Regions from separate parts of the Homo sapiens genome. Here region 2 is linked to region 1. A link is a loop called in an ENCODE intact Hi-C map of the cell type or tissue named here. Cell type or tissue: endothelial cell of umbilical vein. All regions are shown on one strand.

Region 1 (2,500 bases):
AGTGGTGGGATTTGAACCCAGGCAGTCTGGCTCCAGCACGCAGGCTTGTAGCCAGAATGTTCCACAATGCATAGATGCAATAAGAAAGCTGATCTAATAGCACAAGACAGGCGAGCATAACAATGTCGGGAAGACCCATGCAGAGGGCAGGGGAAAGGTTATCCTTGTGCTATTCTTGTAATTTTGTTCAACAAAATTGTCAGCATGTGGGCAGAAAAAGAGGCAAAGCCACACACTGTCTTAACCATTTGTAAGCACAGACTATATCACAAAGGGGATTAAAGCTCACATGGTCGGATTCTGGCCTCTCTCACTCCCTTCTCCTAACTCACAAGAAGAGTCAGGCAGCCTGGGCGGGACCGGACCTCTCATGGGCTCCAGCAGCCTGGAGTTCTTCTTCCCATGCTGCCTCTTCCCAACTGCATGGGTATTGTTTCTTCTGTAAATCGGGGAGAGGATTGTTCAACGGGATTACTGTGGGTGCTTTCCAACTCTGAAGTTGCAGGTGTGTCCCACCCTTGAGTGGCAGGGGTAGCTTTAGTGTAGCTTTCTATGCAGCTGAGGGGGACAGTAAATGCATGATCACATGCATTTTTACAGACTGGTTTTGGGTCGATTCATACCTCAAACTCCATGATGGAGAGAACTTTCATAGCCCTTGTAGCTCCTCTCAGCATCTAGAGCAGGATTCTGCTGGTGACAGGTATTTAGCAAATATGGCAGAGTGGCTGTTCCCAGGCCCAGAGCCACTTGCGGGTCCCCCAGAATCTTGATAAGACTCCTCCTTCCATAAAGCTTCTTCCCCACTCCTCCTATCCAAGACTGGATTTAGGGGGCTCAGGATTCTACAAACAAAGCTGAGTGACCCTGTGACCTTGTCATCTCACAGTGACTAGACAAGAAGATAGCCTATCTATCTCCCTGACTCCTGGGAGGCTGCTCCTCCTGGTCTTTATAGAGGCCTGGCTGGAGACAAACTATTGGCCATTTTGCTTCTTGCTTGTTTTGCCTTGGGTTTTTCACAGTTTTCTTGATAAAACAAAAGGTGTTCAGCCTCTTAAAGTTTTTGCCCAGTTCTTACCCTTGACAACAGCACCTCATCACCAATAGTCAGTAAATTTCATTTCTCCCATATCCATATTTCCCTTGCTTCCAGGGTAGGGGAATGGGTTTTGGCCCTGGTTTCATACAGCTGCAGAATGATTTCCAGAATGACGTCCCATGATGGCCATGTGAGAGGAAACAGGCACGAACTGCCACCTGGGAGTGATTTCTGGTGAGACATTTCATCTTCCATGGTGGCTGGCTTAACAGTCAGGCTGGTGAAAGCCAAAAGTTCATCCTCCAGGAATGTTCTGGAGGTTATGCCGCCTGGAGGTAAAGGGTTATTCTAAGCCAGTCTCAGAACTTTGGACCTTTGATGTCTAATTCAATGGTTAGAACATGGGCTAAATGCTTTTGATCCCTAGATGGGGCCAGTGAGCTTGGTTTAATTCAGTGGCCTAAAGCCCACCACTGACTATGTTGGTGAATTTCAGTGTAGTTATTCAACAGGAAGACCAAAAGGAGAGGCTTCACCTCAACTCCTCTCAAGCTGGTGTGCTATCCCAAAGCAATTTGAAATGCCGACATTGATTTGGCAATGATGTATATGAAGGAAGAGTTATGAAGCTCAGTATTAAAGACTGACGTTTCTACTTCTTCCATGCTTTCGTTATGTTAATGTCGCCTCCACATTACCTTCAGATGGAAAGAAAGAACATCACATGAATGGTCAACTACAAAAATTAACTATTTTCAGTCCTGGATTAGGTAAAAAATAATGTATATGGCAAATCATGAAGTTAAGTATTTTCCAAAAATATTTTTTACTGCCTTAACATACTGGAAAAGCAAAAGAATAAAGATGTTCTATTCAAGAATGTAAGTTTATAAATAAGTGGGGGAAAGAAAGGAACATGAGGCCGGGTGCAGTGGCTCACGCCTGTAATCCCAGCACTTTGGGAGGCCGAGGCGGGCGGATCACCTGAGGTCGGGAGTTCGAGACCAACCTGACCAACATGGTGAAAACCCGTCTCTACTAAAAATACAAAAATTAGCCGGGCGCAGTGGTGGGCACCTGTAATCCCAGCTACTTGGGAGGCTGAGACATGAGAATAGCTTGAACCCAGGAGGCGGAGGGTGCAGTGAGCCGAGATCATGCCATTGCACTCTAGCCTGGGCAACAGAGCGAGACTCCATTTCAAAACAAAACAAAACAAAACAAAACAAAATGCAAAAAAAGAAAGGAACATGATCAGGGAACTGGGAGGACCTGGGAGAGTGTGAGTCCACATGGATGAGGATCCAAGCTCAGAGAGGCCATGTTCTTTCCTAAGGTCACACAGCTTAGATAAGGGTTAAAATAAGAGAACATTTAACCCATTTATACCCGAGATTGCAATTTTTGAATTTTTGCAATCAGACCTTGGTGATGACCCTAAGCAGTAGGATATAAATA
Region 2 (2,500 bases), 190 kb after region 1:
TATTGGGATATAAATTATCCATTGAATGCTCCATCTGTTATAAAATTATGTCTTTAAAAAAGCCGTTGTGAGTAGAAAAAGAAAATCCATGAAGAGGTGAAGGCACAATTAAAATACTTGGATCACTGATAGAGAAAGTAATGATATACAACTTGGTGATCCTGCATTCCTGAGAATGAAAAGCCAGCAATTAGACATGTATGGTTCTGAGACCAGCCTGACCAACATAGTGAAACCCCGTCTCTACTAAAAATACAAAGTTAGCCAAGCCTGGTGGTGGGTGCCTGTAATCCCAGCTACACGGGAGGCTGAGGCGGGAGAATCGCTTGAAGCTGGGAGACGGAAAGTTGCAGTGAGCCGAGATCACGCCATTGCACTCCAGCCGAGGCAACAGTGCGAGACTCCAACTTGGGGGAAGAAAAGAAAAGAAAAGAAAAGAAAAGAAAAGAAAAGAAAAGAAAAGAAAAGAAAAGAAAAGAAAAGAAAAGAAAAACACTCCAATAGGAGTGCAAGGCTCAAAGAAGCTCCATTTTAAGTCTGTCTGCTGAGAAGCATTACAATATACACAAACCAAAATTTACCTAGGGATCACTACTACTTATACGTCCTTACCCTGAAGAATTCAACATTTTTGGATCTCCACTTTATTTCCAAATTACACTAAAGCAATGAGTACTCAATGGCAACAATGTGTCTGGTGGCTCAAACAGCATCAGCCCACCCAAAGTAAGAGAGCTTTAGGAAGATTGGAAACTGGGCTAGAAATCGTTGACCAGGCAGAATTCATTTTTAATAAGGAAAGACATGTTGAAGAAAAAGACCTAACATAAATAGAAAAACTAGAAGCATCCTATTTCAGGATGAGGGACAAAGATGACAAGTTACCTGGCATGACAGTACAGGACTGACAATTATAGCAGCTACTAAGATGACATGCCCAAACCTGGAAATGGGAATGAGCCTGCATGCCAGCACAGCTGGGTTATTAGATGTCTTAATTCAAATGGAGTCTGAGATATCCCCAACACAATGACCAGGGCATCTCACAGCAGAATTTCAAGTTACATACTCACAGAAGACTTATAAGCCACCCAGTCAATGAAAATGTTTAATTAGAGAAAGCAACCTACCGACATGTTCTTCCACGGCTTAAGCACCATGACTCAGTGCTGACCATTCTTTTTATAGTGTGACTCATGGTGATTGGACAAATTTGGAAAAGCATTAGAGCGTTTCCCATGGGGAATAGATGGGCCCTGTTGTAGAGCCTCTTTCCTTGGGAAGCAATATTTGTTAAAGCCATATACCCAGAGGAAAGGAGTTTGACTGTGTACTCCAAACATTTTGAATCCTGTGCACTCCAGACATAACAGAGATATAGCCTCAAGTTTATACTCTTATGAGAAATAACACAGGGTGTGGTAGGCAAAATAATGCCCCCCACAAAGATGTTCATGCCCTAATCCCTGGCACCTGTGAATATATTAGGTTACATGGCAAAGGAGAATTAAGGTTGCAGATGGAATTAAGCCTGCCAATCTGCTGACTTTGAGACGAGGGGATTATCCTGGATTATTCTGGTGGGCCCGATGTAATCACATGGGTCCTTATAAAGTGGAGGAGAGAGGCAGAGTTTGACATTGCTGTCAAACTAAGAGTAATTGTTTTGTCGTAAAAAGGCTGACCATGGGTCTAGGGTGGATTGTGCTGTTAGGGTTCATTCTGGCAGGCCTTGAAATCACCTGAACTGTCTAACTGAAATCAGAAATGTAACTCCCAGATGAGATGCATGACTTGCACCTGGCATGGACACGACACATCCCCCCACCCCCCGCCCCGACACACACAGAGAAGTCTGGCACTGGGGCTGATTGTATGGCAAGAATATGTCTGTATGACCAGCAGGGTATAAAAGGCACCAGCTCAGACTCCGTGAGCATCTGAGAATAGATGCACCGAAACTCTTCTTGCTCTCCCATCCCTTAGAAAGTCCTGGGTAGGACCACAGTCATGCCTCCTTCTGTAACAGGAAGAAACCTTCATTTGAGTATACAACAGCAGAGGATGGAGGGAGGTGGTGGAATTGACAGTAGGACAACTAGGTGGCACTTGTCTATTTTCACGATGCGTCTGACGTCTTGAAATATGCAAAGTGATCCTCAGCTGAACTTGAAGGGAAGGTGTTGAAGATTTAAAATTGTTTCAGAGGACAGCAGGCAGTAAAGAACAGACAGCAGAATTGTCCACTTAGATTTTTCCCCACAAATCTATCTATCTATCTATCTATCTATCTATCTATCTATCTATCTATCTACCTACCTATCTATCATCTATCTGTCTATCTATCTATCTATCACTCTCCACCCTCTTTTCCTGGTGGCTACTTGTAGCCACGTTGTTTTTTGCTTTCTTCTTGGCGCTTTTCCCCATAATCAGTCCACACTCCCCCTAGTGGTCTGATGATGAATTTCTACTAACTGGGTTACGTAAAGAAACCTGC

The links. A loop is a pair of places that touch in the nucleus more often than their neighbours do. Peaks named below come from ENCODE experiments on the same cell type or tissue, not always from the same donor. Only the 100,000 strongest peaks of a DNase experiment are listed, where the experiment ranks them.
Region 2: a loop joins it to region 1, with 8 times the contacts of the local background. A loop is called at or near these places in 3 of 110 quality-filtered maps.

The regions. Positions count from the first base shown.
Region 1 is chr7:134,700,429-134,702,928 of GRCh38, reverse strand. All of the region lies in intron 1 of LOC124901750 (a long non-coding RNA gene), which reads left to right. Among named protein-coding and RNA genes, the nearest start is that of BPGM, 55 kb to the right of the region's middle. RefSeq lists a silencer at 1-32. In endothelial cell of umbilical vein, a CTCF peak has its summit at 1,465; DNase peaks (open chromatin) are centred at 138 and 1,448.
Region 2 is chr7:134,514,716-134,517,215 of GRCh38, reverse strand. No RefSeq gene overlaps it. Among named protein-coding and RNA genes, the nearest start is that of AKR1B10, 12 kb to the left of the region's middle. In endothelial cell of umbilical vein, a CTCF peak has its summit at 2,470; DNase peaks (open chromatin) are centred at 1,175 and 2,435; H3K27ac peaks cover 1,156 bases.